2 separate regions of the Mus musculus genome follow, and region 2 is linked to region 1. The links are chromatin loops, found by intact Hi-C in ENCODE. Cell type or tissue: gastrocnemius. All regions are shown on one strand. Links, peaks and the distances in the headings refer to the core of each region. The heading gives the core; the rest is flanking DNA. Region 1 holds the start of Cbfa2t3 (CBFA2/RUNX1 translocation partner 3). Region 2 holds the start of Pabpn1l (poly(A)binding protein nuclear 1-like).

Region 1 (8,000 bases), core at 1-8,000:
GCCAAAGTGTTGTCCCTATCCTGTCTGAGGACAGGAGAGAGATTCCACAGATGGTTAGCAACCCCCACACCCCTCAATCTCTTACCACTTGCCTTCTCTGGCTGTAACATGGGACCTGTCACAGCTAAACCAGGTGTCCTCTGTGTTGTCTTCTAGATGATCCAGCGGGGTGAATGTCCTTTTGATTCCTTGTCAACCGTGGCTACAGAGATACATGACCTGTCCCCAGGAGTGTCAGGGAGTGCTCTCATTCCCTCATGTCCTCTGTTGCTTTTCCCTTGACCAAGCTGACTATTCTGCCTCCCTTATGAGGGGCCTCAGGGTCTGCCTGGGAGATTTGGAGCACAGGGATAAACTGGCTCCAAGAGGCTGAAAGGGAGGCAGAGAAGGATGGGAACTCAGGAGCTGTCGGCTGTGCTCTAGGAGTCTTGGCCTGGAGACATCTTCCTTATTATAGCCAAATTCATCTTTGTTTTCCTTTCCCGGTGACATCTGGCTTGCCCTGAGGTCCCACGAATTATAGAAAGCGGGAGCTTGAGCTTCTGTTTTACTGCCTCAGGAAGTGTGCTGTCGCTCAAGGGAAGGGGCAGGCTCTCCACCTGGTCCGGCTGAGCTGGAGGTGGAAACTAGGAACGGAGTGCTTACTGTCCGAGGCGCGCACCCGGATGCCAGGCTCTGCCCAGCCTTGCCTGCTGGGGCTGACGGTCATCTCTACCAAGAACTGGCTTCTATACGAGAGAAGCCCTGCAACCCTTGCTCTCACCCTGCTCCAGTCTGGGGACCTCAGAAACAGAACTGTGACTGCTCACTGTGCCCAGGAAGGCCAGGTGATAGGCCCACCAGGATAGGAGGCACCTGGGAGTCACAAAGGCAATATAGCAAGTGACTGCTTTACTGGAGTGGGGGGTTACAACTGAACCCTGTAATCCAGTCTGGTCTAGAGGCTGGATATCCTTGTAGAAAGGAGCCTTAGACCTGTGGCCTCTCCCCATAAAGTCCTGCACCTCTCTGGTCCCTCACAGTTCCTCCCCTCTAGGGGATACAGCTGGTCAACCCTGATACACACAGAATCTGCATGGCTGTTAGCCAACTCATTTGTTGGGTCAGAACTCTGGGGAACCCCAAGGGCCCATCAGCCTCTGGCATCTGAAGAACCTCTCTGAGTCTGGAAAGTGGGTCAGTGCCGTTGGACTCCACTTTGAGTGGGCCAGTGCTGGTCTCAAAGGTGAGGTGGACTTTCCCCTGGGTTGTTTCTGTCATCCACTTCTGCACAGCATGGAGAAGGCTTTTAGCCTACAATGGCAGACACTCTCTATGACCAGCTATGTAGAGGCAGAGTGGGCTCAGCAAAGCTCCACTATTGGCCACCTTCAAGGGACTGTGTATGTGTGTGTGTGTGTGTGTGTGTGTGTGTGTGACACTACTCAGTGAATGTGGATTTATCCTGCAGTGAGTGTGTATCTTTTGTAATAGTCAAACACTGTCTTGGTGGTTTCCAGAGGGTTTTGAGTGACCCGACCCTCCCATCCCCCCTACTGAGTCCTATGAGGTCTGAACCAGGATAGCCCAGCTTCACGAAGGCCCACCCACGACGTCAGCAGTGTGGCTGAGCAAGAACTATGAGGTGGCTATTCCCCACTTGCCTGAGGCAGCCCAGCAGAGGGCTCTCCACTCATAGCACCGACCCTGGTCACTTGCAGCCCTTGGGACAGACTCAGAGTTCTTAGGATGCTGAGGAGAAGACCTGACAGACATAGGAAGGCTCCAAGGACACAGGCAAGAGAGATTACAAAGCTGGGAGGGTCCGGGCTATCATCAAACTCACGCCACCAAGTCTGTCTGGTTGGGCAAGAGGATCTGTTTTGGACAATGAGCTAAGTTCTGAAGATCATAGTCACTGCTAAAGAAAATGTTGTGACCCTGCTGTGTGGCAGGCAGACCTAAAGTCTGGAGGGCCAGTGCAGGAAACAATGGCCAACCAAGGAAGATCCATAGGGCCAGTCCCCTCGCCCCAGGCATGGCCAGCCTAGCAGCCTGCAAGCCTCTTGTCCTGTGCTGGATTCCATGCGCACCCAGCATACACATGCACACCCGAGCAGCCATGAATGAGCTAGGAGGGTTCTCTTGGTGGTTGGAGGATATCTAGATCCATCTAATTCACCACCATCCCACTGGCACGTGGGAGGCTGAGAATGAATCAGAACCCCCCCACCCCCAAACCCATCCCGCTTACAGTGCAGGAGGGGGGAGGGAAGACCATTCCAGAAGGTGGTGGGAAACACCTCTCCCGACACACCCTCCTGTCTTCTGCATCAGAAGAGGCTGAAGCTAAGCCTGGTTCTCCATGGTGGGCAAACCTACTGGCTCAGATCTTGTGGCCCAGTGACCCAGCCTTGCCAGCATTTCCAGATCTGCGTGTAGGAAGGAAAACGAGTTTCTTTCAGTCACGCAGAAAGGAGTATATGTGGAGCGCAATCAGAGAGATTTCCTGGAGGTGGTAACTCAATTACATGGATAACCCGGTAACAGAGGAAGAGCCAGACAAGGACCTGAGAGCTGCTTGGACCACCCAGCAGCCCCAGAGCATCCTGCAAGGAACTGTCCAGGGGTGTCTTCCATATGCCAGCTCAGGCTTGGCACACAGCAAAAGATGGTGGTGTGCCAGGTACACATGGCCCTCCCTTTCTCCCCTCTCATCAAGATCACAGTACCTCCCGGGAGGGTGGATTCCGCCAGAAAATCAGTCCTAACGTGATATTCTCCCTCCCCGTGTCTGTCTAGCTCCCGGGCAGCACCGAGCACCACATCTGTTCCTTCTGTTCGCAGGGTTCCTCCTTTCTCTGCTTTTCCCTCTCAATGCACAAGAGTGGTTGTGCCCCCCCCCCAAAAAAAAAACAGTCCCAAATAGCGGCATTTTCTCAGCTTGGTGCTCTAACTGTGGGCTCCCAGTGCCAACTGGGGACAGCCACATCTTCTGACTTCCGCCCTTCAGTGGACCAAGGTGGGGTGACATCATGACCCCAGTGTAGCCCCCATCAGGATCCCTCCATGCACAAGACCAGAAATCTCTCACAGGGCTTTCCTACTTCTTCCCAGGCCAGGAGCCAAGTGCATTCTGGCCGGGTATGGCTGAACTCTCTCAGACCAGCCCCTGGGGTCTTAGGGAGATGAGAGAGTCCCAGTCTTGAGAAGTTTCTGAAACCTTCCAGCAACTTGCAAGGGCAATGCCAGGGCAAAGTGACCGCTCCCTTTGTCTTCTGCCAGCCCCATCCTCTGAGTGGCTGCCTGGGAACCTCCTGTTTCTGAGCGCCGGGAGGAAGCACACACCCAGCCAGACATAATGAAGCCACATCCTGGCCTCAGGATAGGAGGGACGGGTGTGACAGTTACTGGGATCAACCCTACAAACAGGAGCATGAGATCGTCTGTTATTTTGAGGAATTGGGCTCTGAAAGTCAGCTTTAGCTCACATGATCAGATAGTTCTATTCATGGAGCAGGGGGGTAGGTCCAGCCAGCACTGTGGTCAAGAAGCCCAAACACACCAAGTTCAGGGCCATGAGTTGAAAGGCAGCGGCTCAAAGCCAGGAGCTGCCAGCCTGGCTGCCTTCTGCTCCACCTTAGTCAGCCCGACTCCGGCTGAATTCCCAGCCATCTGTCCCTCCGCGGTGCTCACACCTCCTCACACCTCCTCCCCGCTGTTCCCACAGCCTGGCTCTGGGCCTGCCCTACACACAGATGGACCGTTCCCAAAGCCTGTGAGAAGGATCAGAGCCGGAGGCTGTGCCTGCACCTGGCTGTCAGGACCCCAGGGAGGGCGGTCAGGATCCCCTCCCGACCATCAGGAAGGATGCTCAGCTCCATGGCCCTAATGGCTGATCCAGGGACCAAAATAAGAGGGGGAAGGGCTAGAGAAAGCAGCAGACCCTCTCCTGCCAGCACTATCTCCCAGGAAGGTTGCCCTCCCGCTACTCCAGTCAGTCCCGAGCCCTGTCATTCAGGCTACCAGTCTTTGTCAGGAGACCCGGCACCCCAGGGGGCGCTTGTGGGTGGTGGTTGGGGAGCCCATACTCCCCCACCGACTCAGCTCCTACCTAAAGATGAACCACACACACTCTGGACAGGTCAAGCTGTCTGCTCACCTAGGGTGGCTGCAACTCAGTCAAATGAGTGGGCAGAGTTGGCTCCACCCTGCCGTGGGCACGAACTTTGTAAAGTGGAGGGGCTGGAGAGGGGGTGCAAAGCGAGGACCCCCGGGACGGCAGCAACCGGCAAAGTAGGGTGACAGCGGCGGTGTTGAACAGGGCAGGGGCGGCACTTACGGTCTGGAGCTCCAGGGGACCGTAGCTCTCTCGCAACCCGGCTCCCGAAGTGGCTTTTCCTTCTCACTGGGTCGCCACCTCCATAACTTGGGGGCGATCCGTACGCTGTCTTCTCGCGCTGCGCGGGGCTCAGGCGCGCGGCGGGGTCGGGGCGCGCGGGGCGACCGCCTGGGCCATGCCGAGTGCGTTCGGCCCCCAGCGCGGGAACAAAGCCCGCACGCTGCCCGGGTGGTTTCGGCCTCGGCGGCCGCCGGGTCCAGCCGCCGTGCTTTCGGCTCTGCTGCCGCGCGCTCGCCCGCGCGTCTCACCGAGTCCCGCGGCCCCCGCCCCGCGCGCTCCGCCCCCGCCTCCCGCGCCCCGCCGCCGCTGCGCCACCTGCCTCCAGCCCGACGCCCATCGCGCTCGCTCCGCCCCGGGGCGCCGGCCGCCGGAGAGAGGCCCGGTTCCGTGCGCCCGGCGCCGCCCAATGCCCAGAGCGGCTCCCGCCTCCACCGCCCGGGTGGCCGAGGGGCCCCGGGACGCGCCCGGCGGACTTGGCTATGGGGTCCGACTCAGGACGTAGGGACCTCAGGAGCGCCAGGCCGCGCGTGGGACCCCCGTACGGATGCAGGAGAGCGGGGCCGTGGAGTGGGAACGGGCCGAGGAGTCCCAGCGCGTAGCCAGTGCGTGCGGCGCGGGGCAACCCGGTGCGGGGCGGACTCCTAGCTGTGCGCCCCCGCCCCGCGCAGGCCGCGCCCCGGGAGGGCGGGCGAGCTGAGCGCACCGCACACACCCACCTCGGAGCAGTCGCAGCCCGACGGCGTCGCTGCTCCCGGAGCCGCGGTGTCTACTCCGGGACGGGGAGGCGGGCGCCCCTCCTTCGGCCGCCGCACCCCCCCTCACCCCCTTCGCAAGCCCTTCGGGGTACCCGGGCCACCTGCGCGTTCTGCCGGCAGGGGGCGCGCTCCACCCGCCGCGCTCGGCCTTGGTCCCCAAGGCGCCAGGCGACCTGCGGCAAGTGGGCTCAGGATCCCGCTCTCCCCACTGCCATCGGGGCCGGCGTTCGCATATGCTTTGCATTCGTTTGCATATCATTCATTTTAATGTCAACCTGAGGAAAAGCCCCCAGCCGCTGCTTCTGCTTGTCCGCGTCCTACTTTCTCTGCTTCCTCTGAGCCTGCTCCCCACCCACTTTACCCACTTTTCCTCGAGGCGCCTTGCGACAAGTCCCAGGCGTTCCTCCGGTTGGTACATTTGAGCAAACTCGCTGCACTTCCTTCCTTTCCCTTCCCAGTTTTTCACTCACTCACACTTTGCTTCTTTGAGACTAAGGAGAGACCCAGGGTCACCGCCTGCAGAGACAAGGGGCCAGAACTTCAGATCAGCGGGGGGGTGGGGGTGGGGGGGGCTTGATTTTCATCTCATTAGGCATACATCTGCATGTGAAGGATAAAAATCTAGCAATGTGCCAAAATTAAATAAATAAATAAGTAAAAATACCCTCCGTTTCTTTCCAGGCTTGCTGTAGTGGCTTGGTTTTCCCCAGTTGGGGTCCCTCTCAGGGGTTCACCTCTGCCTTCTTGAAAAAGCGTTCCTGCACGGTCCTCCTGGGGTGGGATCTGGGCTCCTTGGTTTCCCGGATCTCCCTCTGTGGAGGATGCTATCTAATCCTAGTCTGACACCTATAAAACTGTCCACATTTTCAGATCTCCCTGGCCACATGTATCAATCTTATAGAGGAGTGGAGGGTCCCGAGCCCATTTCACAGAGGAATGTGGATCTAGAAGAGTTGGCTATGTGGCTTGAGACCGCAAACTTTTTATCCCAGGCATATGGACACCAGCTGTGTGGCTGCTAGTGTGCTGTGTACACCGAGAAAGCAAAGGACAGTCCTCTTCAGAGATACTGTCGTGAAGAGTGGCCCCGGCAGAGTGGCCTCTCAGCAGACCTCGTAAGCCAGTCTCTGGGAGCTCAGCCTGAGGCAGGAGTGGGACCCTCAGCTTGAGCTGCAGGTTTACCCACCTCGTGCTGCTGGGTGGCATGTCTGTTTTGTGGTAAGTGGCCAGTGTGTGGCTTGAACTTAAGAAAGGTGCTCACAACCTCTGTTGGAGGTACAGAATTCAATGTGACAGGTAAACCTCTCAGCTAGGAAGCTCTCCCAAGAGAGAGCCATGGCTGCTGCACAGGGAGGAGATGGTGGGGGCCCTGAGGGCTGCTTTGTATGGAGTGGGCCGGCCCCACTGCAGCATAGTCACAACGAGTCCTGACAGCCGTTGTCCCTCCATTTTTCCACCAGCTGGAAAGACATTTCCAGAGCCCATTTGTTACCCACTTGGTCTCCCTGCTACTTTATGAAGAGCTGGTTCCCTGTGGAAATGTCCAGGTCACAGCTCTTCGACACTCTCATGTTACCTTATGGAAGCTCTCAACCCACACTGTGTATCCAGTCCATCTGCAAGACACACGCCTTCTCAGAACAACAAAGAGTCACCAAGCACCAGGGATCACGTGGACACCTTAGAGGCAGCAGCCGCTCAGGAAATCAGGTGCCGCCTGAAGCTCTTTATTGTCTATAGAGACCTGGGCTTGATTCAATTCAAAGGAGCCACTTTCTCTTGCTTATGGCAGTGTGGCTTTCCCCAGTGAAGTCAGCTCTCTACCTTTATCTGGTCCCTGCTTCCCACGAGGCTGTGAGAGGGGCTGTGCCTGCCCGAGCTGACAGTACAGAGCTCACAGTACAGAGCTGACACCAGACTTGCAGCTGGGGGCTCTTCTTAGAACAGAAGCCCCTTTCTCTAAAGAAAGCAATCTCAATGTCTAACACTTCCAGCTACACCTGGGTTGTTTCTGCTATCCTCACCCCCCAGAAGGGCAGCACCTCCTTTTCTCACGGCTCAGGGTGACATTTTGACGGCGGACACCATCATTAGACATTTAACTAAACACGCAGAATACGAAACTCAGACTGGACCTCACTATAAAGGTGAGTTTTGTTGAGTCTCTGTCCACTCCTTAGTTACCAGTGCCCTACACCAGGGACACTATCCATGTTGTGCAGACCCAGGGACAGCTCTGCCTTCTGATCAATCTTTCTATGAATCTTTCTATGAATCTGCTTCAAAAACTTGGTCTATTTATTTTAAAAACCCCGGGAGACAAAAATATAGATATCAATGACATTTTAAACACCTTATGTAAATAATAAAGTGTATGTGCCATTGAGAGGTGTAGGGGAATGGGCTCTGGTCTGGCACCTTGATGCCTTCACAGCTTTTCTTTCTGTGATGCACATTTCTATTCTATTCCACAAGGAATAGGTGCAATGGCCAGTGACCATAATCCCAGCATTTGGGAACCGAAGCAGAAAGATAGTGAGTTCCATGCCAGCCTGGGCTATGTTAAGAGACACTACTGAGAAAGAAGAGAGTGGAGAGAAGGAGGAAGAGGGGGAAGAAGAAGAAGAAGAAGAAGAAGAAGAAGAAGAAGAAGAAGAAGAAGAGGAGGAGGAGGAGGAGGAGGAGGAGGAGGAGGAGGAGGAGGAGGAAGAGGAGGAGGAGGAGGAGGAGGGAGAAGAGGGGGAGGAGGAAGAGCAGGAGGAGGGGGTGGGGGAGGAGAAAGGGGGAAGAGGAAGAGGAGGGGGAGGGGAGGGTTGAGATGAAGGAGTCATGTGGTCAGTCTCTCTAGATAAAATGATGGATCA
Region 2 (9,410 bases), core at 1-8,000, 60 kb before region 1:
ATTAGGCTTCTCTGAAATGAGTGTTCACAAAGGTCTTGCAGGCTCTTGATTGTGATGCGGTGTGTGTCGTATGCAGTCACACAGCCTCTGTGCCAAGGCTTGTTCCTTAACCAGCCGTGCAGATATGGGTATGTGACCAATTCCAAGGTGAAATTTGTCATGGTCGTGGATTCCTCCAATACAGCCCTTCGGGACAACGAGATCCGCAGTGTAAGTGCAGAGGGCTGAGGTGGGTATCTGCCCCTCACTTTCCGCACTGGGAAGGCAAAAGCCTGCAACAGCCCCATGAGTGCGTTCATCTAACCGGTGTTCGTTTGCTCTTCTACTTTTTGTTTGTTTGTTTGTTTGTTTTTTGAGACAGGGTTTCTCTGTATAGCCTTGGCTATCCTGGAACTCACTCTGTAGCCCAGGCTGGCCTCGAACTCAGAAATCCGCCTGCCTCTGCCTCCCAAGTGCTGGGATTAAAGGCATTTGCCACCACTGCCCGGCTTCGTTTGCTCTTCTTTTAGATGTTCCGGAAGCTGCATAACTCTTACACAGATGTGATGTGCAACCCCTTCTACAACCCGGGAGACCGCATCCAGTCAAGGTGGGACCTGCTTTTTGATAACATGGTCATTAGGAAAGCAAGGGAACCACGTAGGAGCCCTGTCCCAAGGCCACTATTTCAAAGCAGTCAGCCCCATTTTTCTAACGTAGCGCTGACACAGACCTCTGTGTGTATGGGCAGATTGGGCCAAGGCTCACCCATCTGACCTCCCAGGTGTGTCTGTGGGTACCTGAGGACCTAGAGAAGGCTCAGCAAGGGCTCATGCTGTGGCATACCCTTTTCGGAGGCAATGTCCTCCTGTTGCTTGGCGTGCCTTTTGTGTTGGCTTGGGTGTCTCCCTTCCAGCTGGATGGACCTCATGCAGGTGCCTCATCAGGGGGCATGGACTTCATATGCAGGCACTGCAAACCTGCTTCCAGAATTTTCTTTCTTTCTTTTCTTTCTTTTTCTTTTCTTTTTTTTAAAGATTTATTTATTTAGTATATGTAAGTACACTGTAGCTAACTTCAGGCACCCCAGAAGAGGGCATCAGATCTCATGATAAATGGTTGGGATTTGAACTCAGTACCTTCCTTCGGAAGAGCAGTCAGTGCTCTTAACCGCTGAGCCATCTCTCCAGCCCCAGAATTTTCTTTTTCAGGGACTGTTCCCAAGGAGTTGCTTTCAGTTGACAGGTGGCTCAAGCAGGCCCTTGAGTGGCACCTTCCTTTAGCCGAGACATCAAGTATTTTGGGTCCACCTAGATCCTAAGACAGAGAACCCAGGTGTCCCTAAGCCATACAGGGCAAAGACAGCACTGCCTGCTCGTGGGGCTCATTGCTTATCCCTGCCTGCTCCCTGTGGACCTTACCGTGGGAGACATGCTGTGGAAATCTGTGGAATAAGAGGCCTGTGGAGGCTGTGCAAGGGTGGTGGGTGTCACTGCCTGGCATGGTGGGTACAAAGTCTGCTTCCCTGAACCCTAGGAAAGCTCCAGAATCCCGAGGATCCGGTCGGGCAGGGCCATAGCCCGTCCTGCTCTAAATCTGGATTCTCTTCTCAGGGCCTTTGATACCATGGTGACTTCCATGATGATCCAGGTGTGCTGAGTGGGGACCTCTGCCTGCCTCAGTCGTTCAGAAGAGAAGCCTGCGTTCACCCCTGTTGGATGATACTTATTTATTCCCTTTCTGCTCCCTGAGTGTACCCTGTGGGCAGGGCTGTGTCCCCTGTGCTTTTCTACTAAAGGCCTCACAAGATGAGATCTACGTTGTCCTGTGTCAGCAGAGAGGGCTCAGCTGAGGACCAGCTAGCTGGTCTCAGAGACTCTAGAGTGATGTAGGGGCTGTGACCACAGCTGGGTGGTATAGGGGAGGATGCTGTGATAGGAGACTGTGGGCCTCCATTGTCTGAGCAGGTGGGTGGTTCAGAAGGGTGTAGGGTATGGGGAGCCGAGAGCCAGCTTCAGAGAATAGAGACGATCCAGGGCGGACAGACACACACCTTCCTTCTTGGGCAAGGGCCCTCGACGTTCTGGATCTGCCATTCATTGCTAGCCTTAGCCCAGTGCTGTGCCCAGCGCTAGCCTCAGGGGGTGGTAAGAGGTGTAAAGCTCTGTGGGACACAGCAGCAAAGCGTGTCTCCCATGTCGCAGAGGAGAACCTCCAGGAGCCTTTCCTGTCTGTGAGCATGGAGACCAGCAAGGTCCCCAGTGCTGCTCCTAGGCCATGCATCCCCAGGGACAAACCAGGCTCTCCTCAGAAGTCCTGTGGCTGTGTGGAGGTGGTGCCTGAAGCTGGCTCTTCCATGCCTCCGGGCAGCGTAGCTAAATACTGGTGTCCTAGGAGAGGCAGAGGCCAAGAGGACCTGTCCTGAGCCTGAGTCCCCTTTAGCTGTCATGGCTCCATGCTGTCTTCAGAGTCTCTGGCTTCCCCAAGTCCTCAGCCAAGGACCTCCCCTTCGCTGTAGAGTGTCTCATGCCTGGGCCCAGCAGGCTGGGATTTGTCCACGTGAGCTGGGTGGAGTGGGAGAGAGTCCATCTCTGCATCTCAGGGCTTCTCTCCAAGAGCACAAGGTTATTACAAAATGCAGTACGAAGAGAAGCCAGACCACCCACCTGATCGATAAAAGTGAGAAATGAAGTTGCTTTGAGAAGTTCAACATGCAGCTGACTGACATGGACAGAGCCCAGATGGACTTGGTTAAAGCCTTTAGTGGGGGGTTGGGTTTGGCAAGGGAAGGAAGGAGCACCAGTCAGGTGGGATCTTGGGAGGTCACCCTCCCTGAGTATTAGCTGCCCTGGAAACTGCATCTTATGCCCCAGTCTTCCCTCCTCACAGAGTGAGCCTCAGGTTTCCTGGAGAAACTTGGCTCAATGCCGGTTGCTACCCTCCCCCTTTCCTCTTCATACCAGGACAGGCAGTTACAATGTGTAAAAGGTGGTTCTGGGAGGAACCTGCAGGAAAGATACTTTAAAAGTAGGTCTGGCTGGTGTGTAGAACACTCGAGGCTCTCTGCTCTCTTCCTGCCTGGAAGCGGGAGGTTAGGTCTCCCTCTTGAGAGCAAGACGACGAGATGAGGGAGCAAAAGGGGCCTAAGTCTGGGCTGATGAACCAGCCCTGGACGGCTTGCGTCAGCTTTTCTTTCTTTCTTTCTTTTAAGATTTATTTATTTATTATATGTAAGTCACTGTAGCTGTCTTCAGACACACCAGAAGAGGGAGTCAGATCTCATTAGGGATGGTTGTAAGCCACCATGTGGTTGCTGGGATTTGAACTCAGGACCTTCGGAAGAGCAGTCGGGTGCTCTTACCTGCTGAGCCATCTCACCAGCCCCCTTGCGTCAGCTTTTCATGTGAGGCAATAACATAGAGCTCTCTCCTGTTTGGGTTTTCTGACAGATTATGTGTAAGAGCACTGTGTGTGAGAACATTGAGTCTTCTCACTATCAAGCTCAGCAAAGAAAGCTTATAATGTGCTCTGCTCGCCTGGGTGTGGGCATCAGGCTTGCAGGTGAATTCCACCCTGAGGTTGGCCTCGGAGACCATGGTCACCGCCTGCCTGTTAAGAGGCAGGCTGTCCACCCCGGAGCCAAGATGGTGGCTCTGGTTAGCTTGTGATTTGCTGCAGGTAGTCTGTAGGGCCATCAGCTGCCTGTCTTCCCTTCTGGTACTGTCCTTCTACAGACCTGGGTCCAGGGCGCCTTACTCTGAGAGGGGAAACTGTGGCTTGCCATTGACAATGCTCACGGCAGAGACTGCAGGGCTGGTAGGGTTCTCACTACTGTGTAGACGCTGTGCTGAGGGGTGTTTGCACCTCAGCCTTCTGTCCTTGGCTTGGACAGACCTGGGTCTATCAGGAAGAACTCCCGGGTCCTTCCCAAGAAGAGAACTTGGCATATACATATATGTATATATATGTATATGTGTGTATATGTGTATTTATATATGTATGTGTAAAACTTGGCGCATATATATATGTGTATATAAAAATACATATATATACACACACAAACACACACACACACACACACACACACACACACACTTATGCATGTATATATGTCCAAGGCTCAGGAGCAAATATCCTGCCAGGAGACCCAGGCCAGGGACTTGGAAGTCCTGAAGCTGGAATTGAAGAGGAGCAGGCATCATCCTTGTCAAGGGCCCTGCCAGGTCACTTACTTTGATACTGGGGAACCCTCCCCCCCCCCCAACCCCCCGCTTCCCGCAAGGCCACCCTAGGGCCAATTTGCTGTTCACCATCTGCCCACTGGGTGGCAGTCACTCCTAGCTGGTCAGGATGGAACCAATTGCTTCCAAAGGTTAAAAAAAAATAAAAAGGCTGTCCAGGCTCACGGGGGCTACTGTATTGATACCACAGGCCAACTTGCCTTGGCCAGTTAACACAGTAGCTGGGGGCAGGGCTACTTCCTGCATGCCCAGAGAGAATCTACTCTAGGTCTTGGCCAGCTCCTGGAGCTGCAGCGACTCTTTGCAAGCCTCAGCTCAGACTCTGCCTCCCTTGTTCACAGCTGTCCCAAGCCTCACCCGCTGTTGGATGTGTGGTCCACAGGCAGTCTGGAATGCTCCTGGAGTAGTAGTTATTGTGATGGCGATGATGATAGGAGCTTACTGTGTAGCCCCGGCTGTGCTAGAGCTCACTCTGTAGACCAGGCTGGCTTCAGACTCACATAGCTCCACCTGTCTCTGCCTCCTGAGTGCTGGGATTAAAGGTGTGCACTACTACACCTGACTCTGGAGTTAATTCTTACGTTTCTTCAGAGATCTTTTTTCAATAAGGTCACAGGCTGCCTTTGGGCTTTGGAGGTGAAGATGTGGTTGCATTGGGGGGTGGGATATCCACTGAGGACAGGGGACATGTGAAAATGGCTTGGGGGGGGTCACGCATGGATGGAGCCTAGAAAAGGGCACAGCTCGTTCTCAGAGCTCTCCAGGTTCGGGGAGCAGGAGAAGCAAGGCAGCTCTACTGGGGCTTAAGGATAACATTAACATACAGCAAGGTGGTAAGTGCAGATTAGCGTGTGTATCCGCAGACCTGGGCCTGGCTAGCTCTCTTCCTGAGTACAGTGGCAGAGCAGGGTAGCCTGTCTGCCAGATACACACACACACACACACACACACACACACACACACAACATATTCACAGACATACACATACACTCAGACACATACAGACACACACATTCACAGACACACACATATACACTCATACACACAGAGATACAAACACTCAGACCCACACACACTCAGACACACACACCCTCAGACACAGACAGACAGACAGACAGACACTGTTCAGCATAGAAGGCCCACTTTTGCTTCTTACACTCAGAGTTCAGCATAGAGGCCCCACTTTTGCTTCTTGACCTGACCAGCTCAGATAACTTCAGCAGGATGGAGGTGAAGTGCTGGTGTATCTAGAGAGCCAGTTTGAGGCATGGAGGAAGAATTATGGCGATGGAGTTTTGGAGTTTGGTTGAATCAGAAGGCAGAGCCAGAGCCCCCCCTCTGGACTCATGCCATATCCCATTACCACCCTCTGTGTGGGGAGCCTTGGAGAAAGGGTCAATGCTAACCTGTATCTGAGGGAGAATCAAGAAATGAGGCTGATCACATGTTCTTAAAATATATTCAAGTTTAATAATTTACATTCTACTATTAACACACATATCTATTTTTCTTTAAAAGTACTCGAGAATGCCAATCCCAGCATACCCTGAGCCTTCCTCCCCTCCCTCCCCTCCCTGCCCAGTGCCTTCCCACTGGGACCTGGTGATCTGGGCACCTTCAAAGGCCCTTGGGGGCTGCCAGGCTAGGAGCCCCATCTGGAGGGAGTGGAGACAGCAGTTTACTCCTGGTCCCGCTTTAAAAACTGGGCTGTTCTTTCAGTAGGGAGAGAACCACTGTGGTGCTCCTCCATGGCCCCTGCAGAGAGTTGGGGGTGGGGGAGAACAAAGGCAGCTCAGTTGTCTTCAGAGGGGATAGGCCTGGAGAACATCAGGGTTAAAGTTACCACCGAGCTGCCCAGAAACTGTTGGGGGCGCCTTTGCTTTATTGAGGGGGTGACTCCAGAGAAGGAAGCCTGGGGCTAGAATTTGTCACATGGGCTCAACTGCAGCCTTGTTTATACTAGTTAGCCTATGCTTCAGGCCAGAGGAGGCTGCTTGTCGCCTGCAGAGTCCTAGTGCCCAGGAACAAGTAGCCCCACCAGGCAGGGAGCAAGCTTACACAGAGCCTGCACAGGCTGCTGGAAGCCACGAGGCCTCCCCCTCAGCCCCTTGCCAAGTGCCCCAACCTTTAAGGCTCATGTGAGGGACAATAGTCTTCCCTTAGCATGACACTGTGCAGATTGGCTACAGCCAGCATAAGGGTCAGGCTCCAAGAATCTTGCTGCTCAGATCTCCAGACTCAGAGTCCCACTTGGGCCCACTTACCGGCTCCGTCCATGGGCTCTTAACCGAGCTTTTCGATGGAGGCTACCGTGCAGGAAGGCAGCCCTGTTGCCCGAGTGTGTCCGCAGCCCTCCACGGTCTGTGGAGCTGATGCCTGGGAAGTTCGTCCTTTTGGGAAGTACCTGGATGGAACCCATGTCATGCTCCAAGACACTGGTCTGTACCCTTCTTGCCAGGGTGGCCTGAAGCCAGGGCCCAGGCTGAGACCAGGGCTTGGGGCTCCTGACTTGTGGTATCACTTAGGCTGAAATAATCCCTCCAACTTTTCTCAGATGCAAATGTGATCACAGGACATCCTGGTAATAGCCAGCATCTTCCTGGCCCATTCTGGCAGGCCCCGCCCACACCAAGCCCCGCCCACGCCAAGCCCCACCCTAGGTCTGAGAGTTTTCATCACTTCCTAACTCTGATTAATGCCCACCCAGCTAAGATGCACAAAGGGTCAGGCACTCTAACCTCTCCGAGCCTGGTGGAGGATTTGTGAGTTATTGCACAAGGCTCAGTGGTGGCCCACAGGCGCATGGAGACCCCTGGGGAAACATACCTTGATGACCCGACCTCGGAAGGTGCTCTCATCCAGCCCCACAGCAGCCTTGACAGATCTGTGCGAAGCAAACTCTATATATGCATAGCTGGGGGAGGACAGAGGTGGTGAACATTGGAGCAAGGAGTGAGGGGCTAGCTCCAGCCCCACCCACACTGCCCAGCCTGCCATAGCCCGACACTGACCCCTTGGGGTGTCCAGAGAACTTGTCGCACAGGATAGTGACCCGGTGAATCTCCCCACAGGGACTGAAGTAGGCCTCCAGCTCTGCAGCTGAGCCACCATAATCCACCTGCTCACAGAAAGGGTACCTGGTATAAGTGCTGGGCTATCCCCGTCTCCCTCCTGCTGAGGCGTTGTGGCAGAAAGGGGTTGGAGGGACCCCCCCCCCAAGGTTGGTTGGCCCCTGGCTGGGCATGGGCTGAAGTTGTATCCACTCCTGCCCAGGGTTCAGTGCTGAGAGACAGTTAAGTGTTTCCTGTGTGGACAGCTGGTTGGGTCTCAGGAATTAGCACATGCCGGGTATGTGGCCCATTAAACCTGAATGCTTGACCTCACCTTCGGTTGAATGAACAGTCAAGGCCTGGGCACTATTCGGCCCCGTGGGTTTTACCTTCCCTCTGCACCAGGCCTCCCACTTTGGCCTTGGAGACACTTGCATTTACAACTCCATAGCCTCCTGCCTCAAACTCATAGCCAGCTCCACCCAGGCCAGTCGTGGAGGGGTCTGCCCAGCTAAATGCCCTAATTGGGGGCAGACACCCTAGGAGGGCTATGACCACGCCACCCCCCTCTCTACTCACATTGCCTACAAAGACAGATCTGTGGTCAGCCTCCACATTTTCCTTGGAGGTCCTAGAGAAGAAGCAGTCTGTAGGGAGAGAGAACCTCAGAACTAGCGGGAGGACCTCATTGAGGAGCCCATTCCTCGTGACCCCCAGGGAAGGTCGCCCAGGCTCCCGCGGTCACACTGTGGATTGTGGGTGCGATTCAGAGTATTCCCTCAATTGTCCTCATATGCAGCCCATGCCGAGTACTCTTCCACTGAACACAGGTGGGTTTAGAGTCTTAGCTAAGTGGTCAAGGATTTAGAAGGACAGTTGTCCATCTGAGGACAGGGTTGGCGAGAGTCCCAGGTTCCTACCTACGGTCTCAGGGCTCAGCAGCTGTCTGACCTCAGCCCTCTCTTCCTCTGTGGCCTTTCTCTGTACACAGGGTGGCTCCGGCTGGGCTTCAGCATGCTCCATGGCCCACAGTTTCAGCTTGATGGCCTCCAACTCCTGTTGGCCACGCCACAGTAAGTTTGAGATGGCCTTCAGGCCCCTCTAGAATGGAGGGCAGGTGTGGCCAGCCAGCGCCGGCAGAAAGCCATAGCTACTAGGGGATAACCAAGATCACCCTGTTGTTCCTGTAGCCATAGTCCAGGACTAGGAGCTAAGGCCCCTGGTACCTCTCCTGCCCGGATACCTCCCCCTAGTCAGAGAGGCCTCTGAGGTCTGAAGCACTGGCTCCTTCGCCCCTAGTCACCTGTGCTCCTCCCTCCATGCCCAGGTCCACACCTTCCTGCACGGTTTGTGACGGGGTGCTACCTGGTTGAATACTGGGGACTTGGCCAGGTTCTCTGGTTCCAGCAGGGAGAGAAGGAAGCTCGCATCTTCATTTTCCTCTGCTTCCTTGTCACTTCCTGCTCTACTCCCAGCCCTTGGCACCAAGGAGGTCTTTTCAGTCCTGCCCCAGGCCCCCCAACCTTGGGCCTCAGGATCTGAGGAGACCGTCTGGAGCCAGGCTTCAGTGGGGGGTGGGAAGAGCTCATTGCTCAGGTAAGGCTCCATCTGTAGGTGAGGTAGGCGAGGAGGGCGGACCTGGGGAGCCTTGCCTCTCTGGGTCTGCTTACCTCTGCAGCTGCATCTACCCCGTGGCCCTCCCTTTTAAGTGCTCCCCCTGACCAGCTGCTTTCACTAAAGCCCTAAAGATTAAGAAGGCCTCCCAGCTTGGGCTAGGCTACTGACCAGAGGGGTCAAAGGTTGAATATCTCCTGTCTTCTTCACCAGCTGCATCCCTGAAACACTCAGGGGAGGGTGGATGAGAGCCCAAAGCGGGGTGGGCAGGGACTCACATGACCATGGCTACGCTGTGAGCTTCCTGGAGTCTGCCTGTCACCTGGATATGCCGCGTGCCCTGACCACAGCTCTGACAATAGAACCTAACTGATAATCGGATCTTGTTCAAGCTACCTAATTGTCCTATGAAAAGGACAGATTTCAGGGAGAGGTGGCACTGTGCATGTCAGGATACATTGGGTCAGTTTGAGCAAGCCACCCCTTCCCCCGACCCCCTTCACCCCCACCCCCACCCCCGAGGGCT

The links. A loop is a pair of places that touch in the nucleus more often than their neighbours do. Peaks named below come from ENCODE experiments on the same cell type or tissue, not always from the same donor. Only the 100,000 strongest peaks of a DNase experiment are listed, where the experiment ranks them.
Region 2: it touches region 1 in a loop (7-fold over the local background); 12 of 42 quality-filtered maps call a loop at or near these places.

Annotation. Positions count from the first base shown.
Region 1 is chr8:122,673,541-122,681,540 of GRCm38, forward strand. Cbfa2t3 (CBFA2/RUNX1 translocation partner 3) reads right to left here and starts at 4,635. Exons shown (of 12, transcript NM_001109873.1): 1 at 4,322-4,635. In gastrocnemius, for the core only: a CTCF peak has its summit at 1,659 (motif pointing right); DNase peaks (open chromatin) are centred at 669, 1,134, 1,623, 2,075 and 6 more places; H3K4me3 peaks cover 5,438 bases; H3K27ac peaks cover 5,209 bases.
Region 2 is chr8:122,613,799-122,623,208 of GRCm38, forward strand. Trappc2l (trafficking protein particle complex 2-like) reads left to right here. Exons shown (of 5, transcript NM_021502.2): 3 at 123-210; 4 at 510-589; 5 at 1,593-1,793. The coding sequence ends at 1,638. Pabpn1l (poly(A)binding protein nuclear 1-like) reads right to left here and starts at 8,937. Exons shown (of 7, transcript NM_001007462.1): 1 at 8,636-8,937; 2 at 8,191-8,326; 3 at 7,850-7,917; 4 at 7,232-7,338; 5 at 7,047-7,134; 6 at 6,485-6,624; 7 at 5,673-5,975. The coding sequence starts at 8,878. The coding sequence ends at 5,936. Mir6396 (microRNA 6396) reads right to left here and starts at 8,577; the gene lies at 8,467-8,577. In gastrocnemius, for the core only: a CTCF peak has its summit at 4,321 (motif pointing right); a DNase peak (open chromatin) is centred at 4,318.